Linked DNA regions of Homo sapiens: regions 1 and 3 are each linked to region 2. The links are chromatin contacts, found by Hi-C or POLR2A ChIA-PET in ENCODE. All regions are on one chromosome and are shown on one strand. Each heading gives the region's core, a stretch centred on a gene start or an enhancer-like site at or near the end of the contact. The rest is flanking DNA. Distances are from core to core; before and after follow the strand shown. Region 1 holds the start of MAP1S (microtubule associated protein 1S). Region 2 holds the start of BABAM1 (BRISC and BRCA1 A complex member 1). Region 3 holds the start of F2RL3 (F2R like thrombin or trypsin receptor 3).

What was found. A loop is a pair of places that touch in the nucleus more often than their neighbours do. ChIA-PET counts read pairs that join two places held with the same protein, here RNA polymerase II (POLR2A). Pooled maps may share reads with other maps.
Region 1: a loop to region 2 is called in a pooled map, with 4 times the contacts of the local background. The contact joins the promoter of MAP1S here to the promoter of BABAM1 in region 2. A Hi-C loop is called at or near these places in 1 of 50 pooled maps. POLR2A ChIA-PET finds 5 or more read pairs at or near these places in 2 of 52 experiments (WTC11 and activated CD4-positive, alpha-beta T cell).
Region 3: a loop to region 2 is called in a map with no recorded cell type, with 3 times the contacts of the local background. The contact joins the promoter of F2RL3 here to the promoter of BABAM1 in region 2. A Hi-C loop is called at or near these places in 1 of 168 maps with a recorded cell type or tissue (endothelial cell of umbilical vein), 12 of 37 single-sample maps with no recorded cell type and 10 of 50 pooled maps. POLR2A ChIA-PET finds 5 or more read pairs at or near these places in 1 of 52 experiments (H1).

The regions. Positions count from the first base shown.
Region 1 is chr19:17,718,091-17,720,857 of GRCh38, forward strand. MAP1S (microtubule associated protein 1S) reads left to right here and starts at 1,390. Exons shown (of 7, transcript NM_018174.6): 1 at 1,390-1,530. The coding sequence starts at 1,413. RefSeq lists a silencer at 1,572-1,621 and enhancers at 1,972-2,041, 2,432-2,581.
Region 2 is chr19:17,265,993-17,268,692 of GRCh38, forward strand. BABAM1 (BRISC and BRCA1 A complex member 1) reads left to right here and starts at 1,451. Exons shown (of 9, transcript NM_014173.4): 1 at 1,451-1,535. RefSeq lists enhancers at 501-960, 1,221-1,720, 1,228-1,939.
Region 3 is chr19:16,887,603-16,890,302 of GRCh38, forward strand. F2RL3 (F2R like thrombin or trypsin receptor 3) reads left to right here and starts at 1,397. Exons shown (of 2, transcript NM_003950.4): 1 at 1,397-1,696; 2 at 1,971-2,700. The coding sequence starts at 1,588. RefSeq lists an enhancer at 2,072-2,671.

The DNA.
Region 1 (2,767 bases), core at 140-2,639, 450 kb after region 2:
TGGGCACAGTGGCGGGCGCCTGTAGTCCCAGCTACTCGGGAGGCTGAGGCAGGAGAATGGCATGAACCTGGGAGGTGGAGCTTGCAGTGAGCCGAGATCGCGCCACTACCCTTCAGCCTGGGCGACAGAGCGAGACTCTGTCTCTAAAAGAAAAGAAAAGAAAAGAAAAGAAAAGAAAAGAAAAGAAAAGAAAAGAAAAGAAACCTCATCTCTACTAAAATACAAAAATTAGCAGGGCATGGTGGCGGACACCTATAATCCCGCTACTTGGGAGGCTGAGGCAAGGGAATCGCTTGAACCCGGGAGGCAGAGGTTGCAGTGAGCTGAGATTGTGCCATTGCACTCCAGCCTGGGCGGCAGAATGAGACTCCATCTCAAGAAAAGGAAAGGAGAGGAGAGGAGAGGGGAGAGGAGGGGAGGGGAGGGGAGGGAGAGGAAGGGAGGGGAGGGGAGGAGAGGAGAGGAGAGGGGAGAGAAGGGGAGGGGAGGGGAGAAGAGGAGAGGAGGGGAGGGGAGGAGAGGAGAAGAGAGGGGAGGAAAGGAAAGAAAAGCCTAAAGAGGATTATCTGGGGAGAGAGAGGTACCCATGTGCGCAACGCAGGCAGTCCCTTGCACAGGCTGGATCTAGAGTAAGACCCACTTGGGTTCAAACCTGCTCTACCACTTACAGGCCTGGTGACTTCATCCCTCCAAATCTCAGTTTCCTCTTCTTTCCTCTGAAAGTGACCACAGTAACTGTGCCTACTCATCTGTGCCTACATACAAGCACAAAACTCATCGCTTTGTGCTTGTATGTAATGAGCTAATGCAATAAAATACCTGGCGCACAGGAGGTGCAGAATAAGTGTTGCCCTGTTCCAGGCAGGCCCAGAGTGCTCCGGTTGTGTCCCAAACACACATGTACTTTCTTACCTCTAAAACTTTGCACCTGCTGTAAACTTCTGCCTCACCAGCTCTTGCCCCACCACCCACAAGGCAAACTCCTACACATCCCTTAAAGCCCTACCTACAAGATAGATTTCTTTTCTCTGTTCAAGCCCTGACCTAGAGAGCTGGGAGCATCCATAGGCACCGGGTTCTGATGCGGCCTACTGTCATGTGATGTGAGTTCCTGGAGGGCAGGAGTTCTGACCTACATGCAGCAGGCACGCAATCAAAGCTTGTTCAATGAAAAAAAAAATGAATGAATGGTCACTTGGGAGAGGCGGCTCCCAAGCGGACACCCAGGAGTCGGCCAACCCCTTTAACGCCCGCATCCCCTGCTCTCCACGACCTCAAAGGGCCTGTAAGTGGTCGACAAAAAGGGGCGGGGATGCGGTGGTTCCGGGCGGGGTCTTCAGCCCTTCCGGTGCGGCCCCTTTAAGAGGCGGGGCCTGCGGGGCGGGCGCCGAGAACGCCGGGGCGGCCCGAAGATGGCGGCGGTGGCTGGATCTGGGGCTGCCGCGGCTCCGAGCTCACTGCTCCTCGTGGTGGGCAGCGAGTTCGGGAGCCCGGGGCTCCTCACCTACGTCCTGGAGGAGCTCGAAAGAGGTCGGGCTGGCCTGGGGGCCCGCGGGAGCCCGGGAGGCGGGCCCGTTCGCGCGTCTGGGCCCGGGGCCGGCGGGGTGGGGCGGCGGCGGCGGCGGCGGCGGGACCCGGGCTCCGGGGCGGGGGTCGCGGGCCTGGGGCTGGGTCCCCTTCACCGTTAGGCGCACGACGCGGGCAAAGGCGGGGTGCCCGTGGGTGCCCGCGGAGAAAGTGGCATCCGGGCCTGGGCTGGGCAGGGCTGCCCCGCCCCAACTCCGGGTGAAGATAGGGGAGGGGACACGGGCCTGGGCTTGGGGACCCTTGCAGTTGGACCACGGCTCCGCTTCCCGCCTGACTGGCCTGCCCGGGGGTAGGGCCTGGGGTCGCTTTGGATCTCCAGGTCTTAGCAGCTTAGATAGAGATCTCCCGGAGGGAGAAGCAGATATGGGGGAGGCTGGGCCTGGAGCCCCGGGGCCCGCTTTCTGTTGCCTCACAAGGAGCTGCTAATTGGGGTGTGGGCGGGTGCGGCCTGCCCTGGGGATTTGGCACCTAGGGAGGTGAGTCATAGGCGCACCTGCCAGGTTCACCTGCAGCCACTTGGCTCAGTGGGACTGGCGGGCGTGATGCGCCCGTGGGTGGAGATGGGTGTTCATCCCCCATCCCTCGGAGCATCTGGACCTGGCGTTTCATTGCATGTAAAATGGGACAGGAACACGCACCTCGGTTCATGTGCTTGAGGAGTGTTTAGTGAGCACCTGCTATGCGCCAGGCCTTTGGGCAGTGGACACAGGGATATGGCCGGGATGATAGACAGGTTCAGCCCTGCCAACACAGGTCTGGTTTGGGGATGGACCCAAAGCGAGTGAGGAGATGGAACAAGCTTCCAGCTCACATGGTGTCAGGAAGGATGAGAAGGCTGCAAGGGACTGAGAGGACAGTCAGTCTTAGCACCCGAAGGTGCTGAGGGGGAAGGGCCCCCTGGCCAGTAGGAACAGGTGGGGGCGGCAGGGGGATGGACTTCCAGGCAGGGGAAACAGCTGTTGCAAGGGCGGTGAGTGGAAACGGGTCTGGCAGGGCATAGGAGCAGCGAGGAGGTGGAGATGGAGGAGGTGGAGGCTTTGTTGCTGATGAATCTTGTGTGTAAAATGATGAGGTGTGCTCTGGGTCCCCTGGCTCAGCTGCAGCGAGACCTGAAGGTGTTGGGTACTTCTGAGTCTCCAAGCTGTGAGTGAAGGGAGGAGGCTGGGGCGCTCCCCACCCA
Region 2 (2,700 bases), core at 201-2,700:
AGCTAATTTTTTGTATTTTTAGTAGAGACGGGGTTTCACCATATTGGCCAGGCTGATCTCTAACTCCTGACCTCGTGATCCACCCACCTCAGCCTCCCAAAATGCTGGGATTATAGGTGTGAGCCACTGCCCCCAACTCCTCAGTTGTTTTTTTTTTTTTGAGGGTCAAAGAAGCCGGCCACATTGGCCAGGCTCTAATTCGAGAATAGCCGGAGGGGCTGTGTAAGGTGAGCTTTGAAGCATAAAGAACTTGCCAGAAAAGCAACAGGAGGAACAGCATTCCAGGCAGAAGGAACTTCCTGGGCAAAGGCTTAGAGCCTTCAAAGAGCCGCTCTAGGTGACACAGCGAGACTCCATCTCAAAAAAACAAAAACAAAAACGAAAAAAAAAAACACAACAAAAACCCAGCTCTACTAAAAATACTATATATATCTCAGCCGGGCCTGGTGGTGCATGCCTGTAATCCCAGCTACTTGGGAGGCTGAGGCAGGAGAATTGCTCGATCCCTGGAGGTGGAGGTTGCAGTGAGCCGAGATTGAGCCACTGCACTCCAGCCTGGGCGACAGAGCAAGACTCTTGTCTCAAAAAAATAAAAATAAATAAATAAATACTTCTGGGGCTAAGGGGGAAGTGTGCACTAAGAAGACAACGGCAGCCTGGGCGACAGAGTGAGACTCCATCTAAAAAATAAAAATAAAAAAAAAAGGAAGGAAGCCTAGGGTAGTCTGATGCGGTGGTCCTCGCCTGTAGTCCCAGCTACTTGAGCGATCGCTTGGCTGTAGTGACTAGCCATGATCGCGTGACTGCAGTCTAGTTTGGGCGACAGAGCGATACCCTGTCTCTAAAAATAAGAAAAAAAAAAGCCATGAAAAAAGAGGTAGGCTTGAAATAGGCCCGACTTAGCTTCGCTCCACCTACAGTGACCCAATAAGACCAGAGTAAGTATTTTTTGATTCATGCAAATATATGTAAAATAAGGAACAAGAATTAAGTAATTGGGAAGGGCCCTGGATGCTCAGGCCACACCCACATGGGAATACCTGCCCCACATGGAGGCTCAGGCCAGCTCCACCAATCACCAATCAGCTCCTCCTCTTTCCCTAAATCGGCCTTCTCCGTCCCTCTTAGCCTATCACATTGCAAGCTCCACCTCTATTCCACGTTTCAGCCTATCACGGTAGAAGCACTGACTATTGTAGTCTGATTCGGCCAAAAACAAAAATTCACTAATTTTTTTAATCCAATCACATTTCATACTTTGCTCCAGTGTAGCCAATCACATTCCAGGTCCCGCCGCACCCAGCTCCAGGCAGCTCTCACTCCAAACCCCACCCCCAACCCAGTTTCAGCCTATCAGTTTCCAAGTTCTTTCTAGCCTCAACCAGTTTCTGTCTCTGCTTGTTCTGCAGCCCGCTGAACTACATTTCCCAGGAGGCGTCGGGGCTGCGCCGTACAACTTCCGGCTGTAAAGATGGCGGCTTCCTAGTGAGTCGGCGGCTGATTTAGAAGGAGGTTCAGGCTACGGTGAGCCGAAGGTGGGTGGTGAAAGCGTGTGGGGCCCGTTCCTAGGGGCCCAGCTCCCTTTGCCCCAAGAGATCCAGCTCCTCGCCTTTCCTGGGGCTTCCGCCTTTATTTCTGGTTTCTCCTGCAGTGTAGCCTCCATCCTTCTTGCTGCCGCTAAAGCCTTGTTTTTCTTAGAGGTGTGGGGACTGCAAGGCGCTCAAAGACCATCTTGGGAAGCCCGTGCCTATTTCCCAGATAGACAAACTGCTCCATTCGCGTCCTGTTTCTCTCCAAGGGGAACCACAGTACTAATATTTTGCTTCTCCCTCATGCAGACACCCGCTAGGGACGAGGGTGTCCTAGAGGTTATTATTCCCTTATTCACCAAGACATTTTCAGTTTTAGGTAACAGAAAACCCTACTCAATCTGGCTTAAGGAAGAAAAGGAAGTTGGTGGCTTATAGATTGGGTCTAACAGGAGCTGGGTCCAGGTGGTCAGAATTCGATCTGCAGTTTTCTCGGTGGAGACCATTTCGCTTTTTACCGAGGCAAAAGGGGCCCCTCACAGCTCTCAACTTTATTCTACCAGCTCTGCAACTCTAATGAGAGTCTCTTTTCCTTGATGACACTGCTAGAAGTTGCAGAGCTGCCACTCAATGGCCTGATTTGGGTCATGTGCCCATCCCTGAGCCATTTTCAGTGGCCAGAGAGCTGGGATGTGCTCACTGGCCGAGTAGGGGCATGGGGCTAGCACTACGTTAAAAAAAAAAAGAGGAAAAAAGAGGGGGGACTGTTATCTTATGTCGGAGTGGCTGCTCGGCTGAGAGGTGTAAAAGGCAGCCATTCTGCAGCTGAGGAAAGTGACTCCCTAAGAGGAGTGACTCATCATCAGTAAGCGGCTCATCGCCCCTCTTCCTTCTTAGTAACCAATCTTTTTTTTTTTTTTTTTTTTGAGACGGAGTTTCGCTCTTTTTGCCCAGGATGGAGTGCAGTGGCGGGATCTCGGCTCACCGCAGCCTCCCCTCCCGGGTTCAAGCGATTCTCCTGCCTCAGCCTCCCGAGTAGCTGGGATTATCCGCATGCGCCACCACGCCCGGCTAATTTTGTATTTTTAGTTGAGACGGGGTTTCTCCATGTTGGTCAGGCTGGTCTCGAACTTCCAACCTCAGGTGATCCACCTGCCTCGGCCTCCCAAAG
Region 3 (2,700 bases), core at 147-2,646, 380 kb before region 2:
TCCAGGCTTCAGTGTCTCCTCCTGGAGCTGGGTGTTGACTCTGTCCAAGACTCTGCTCAGTCACTTCCTGGCTGATCCCCGAGTGCTCAAGTGTGTGATGAGATTAGGGCTCCCCCAGGCAGGAAACGGCCACATTGGACCCCTCCCTCCCCCATCCCTAGTTCATTTTATTTTCCCCAATCCTCATGGCTCCCAACTAGGCCCTCCTGCTCCCAGACCCCCCCAAGCCCTGTCCCCCATCCCCTGTAGCCCAGCGCTGAGCACACTGGGGCCAGAACCACCCATACCAGACTCCCCCAGGGCACGACGGGTTGAGGCCTCTCTGAGGCAGGGAGGGACAACACTGAGGGGCCTTGTGCAGAAGAGGGAAGGGGTACCCCCCCGAGCTTCAGTTTCTTCATCTGCCCGATGAGCCCCCATCCAATGGTACCCAGGAGTGGGGATGTGCTGGGGCTAGAGGAGGGAGGCCCCCTGGAGGCTGGCTTGGGGACCCTTCAACCTGGCCACCTCACTCAGGGTCAGAGGTCAGAGCAGGCGAGCCACACACCCCGAAGTCCCCCCGGTCCTCGGCAGGTGCTGTCCCCAGCATCACTGTCTCCCCTACAGATGCCCGTGTGTCCCCTGGGCAAGAGTGAAGTGAGGCACTCATACAGGGGTGCCTTGTGAGTATGGGGTCAGCCGAGGATGCTGAGGGGCTCTCGAGGTTCAGCCAGAGTCCCTGACGCTGGGCTCGTGCTGCTCTGGGGGTCTGAAGGGACCCTCGCTATTACCCTCTGGGAGGCGCCCATCCTTGGTTTTTTTTTTTTTTTTTGCCGAGTCTCGCTCTGTTGCCCAGGCTGGAGTGCAGTGGCAAGATCTCGGCTCACTGCAACCTCCACCTCCTGGGTTCAAGCAATTCTCCCACCTCAGCCTCCTGAGTAGCTGGGACCACAGGCATCTGCCACCAAGCCCAGCTAATTTTTGTATTTTTATGAGAGATGGGGTTTCTCCATGTTGGTCAGGCCGGTCTCAAACTCCCAACCTCAGGTGATTTGCCTGCCTTGGCCTCCCAAAATGTTGGGATTACAGCCGTGAGCCACCGTGCCTGGCCTAGCAGGGCTCTTCTTATCCTGCTCACCAGAGATAGGAAGTCGGGGGGTGACTTCAGGAAAGGCCCAGAGCCCGTGATGGGCGTGGGGATTGGGGTGAGGACAGGGCTGTCGTGAGAACAGTGGCTGCAGATGTGAGCGGCTGGCAGGAAGTGGCCACTTGAACCGCAGATGCTTCCTGGGCTGGTCAGGGACCGGGGGTGCTGGCTGCAGCTGGGACCCCCCCCCCTGCATCTTGCTGGCCTGGCACCTGGGTCCCTGGGAGGCGCCACACTGGATATAGCCACGTGGGGCAGCCCGGTCTCCATAACCCACACTCCAGTCCTCCCACGGGCTGGCTGGCAAGCGGCCCTGGTGGGTCTGCGGGGGCAGGGGCAGCCTTCCTGGTTTATCTCTACCGGCGCGATCTGCTCGTCCGCCTCGGCTCCAGAAGCTGGGGCTCAGGGTCCGGCGAGGCAGGAAGCCTGAGGCCACAGCCCAGAGCAGCCTGAGTGCAGTCATGTGGGGGCGACTGCTCCTGTGGCCCCTGGTGCTGGGGTTCAGCCTGTCTGGCGGCACCCAGACCCCCAGCGTCTACGACGAGAGCGGGAGCACCGGAGGTGGTGATGGTGAGTGGTCCTGGCTTTGGGGTGCAGAGATGGGGTTACATCAGAGATGGAGCTGGGGGCCCGGAGCTGGGGAGGGGGAGGCCGGGAAGTTGCGGGCTTCAGCCCAGCCCACTCTGTATCCCGTCTCTGACCCCATAGGGCTGGGCTATTCCCTTGAGTGTCATGTCCAGCTGTTTCCCACCAGGGCAGACCCCAGGCTCTGAGCACCTCCCTCCCTGCTGCTTCTCGTCACCTGCCGAGGCAGGGGCTGACTGAGGTCCCCTCTCTCTCCCAGACAGCACGCCCTCAATCCTGCCTGCCCCCCGCGGCTACCCAGGCCAAGTCTGTGCCAATGACAGTGACACCCTGGAGCTCCCGGACAGCTCACGGGCACTGCTTCTGGGCTGGGTGCCCACCAGGCTGGTGCCCGCCCTCTATGGGCTGGTCCTGGTGGTGGGGCTGCCGGCCAATGGGCTGGCGCTGTGGGTGCTGGCCACGCAGGCACCTCGGCTGCCCTCCACCATGCTGCTGATGAACCTCGCGGCTGCTGACCTCCTGCTGGCCCTGGCGCTGCCCCCGCGGATCGCCTACCACCTGCGTGGCCAGCGCTGGCCCTTCGGGGAGGCCGCCTGCCGCCTGGCCACGGCCGCACTCTATGGTCACATGTATGGCTCAGTGCTGCTGCTGGCCGCCGTCAGCCTGGATCGCTACCTGGCCCTGGTGCACCCGCTGCGGGCCCGCGCCCTGCGTGGCCGGCGCCTGGCCCTTGGACTCTGCATGGCTGCTTGGCTCATGGCGGCCGCCCTGGCACTGCCCCTGACACTGCAGCGGCAGACCTTCCGGCTGGCGCGCTCCGATCGCGTGCTCTGCCATGACGCGCTGCCCCTGGACGCACAGGCCTCCCACTGGCAACCGGCCTTCACCTGCCTGGCGCTGTTGGGCTGTTTCCTGCCCCTGCTGGCCATGCTGCTGTGCTACGGGGCCACCCTGCACACGCTGGCGGCCAGCGGCCGGCGCTACGGCCA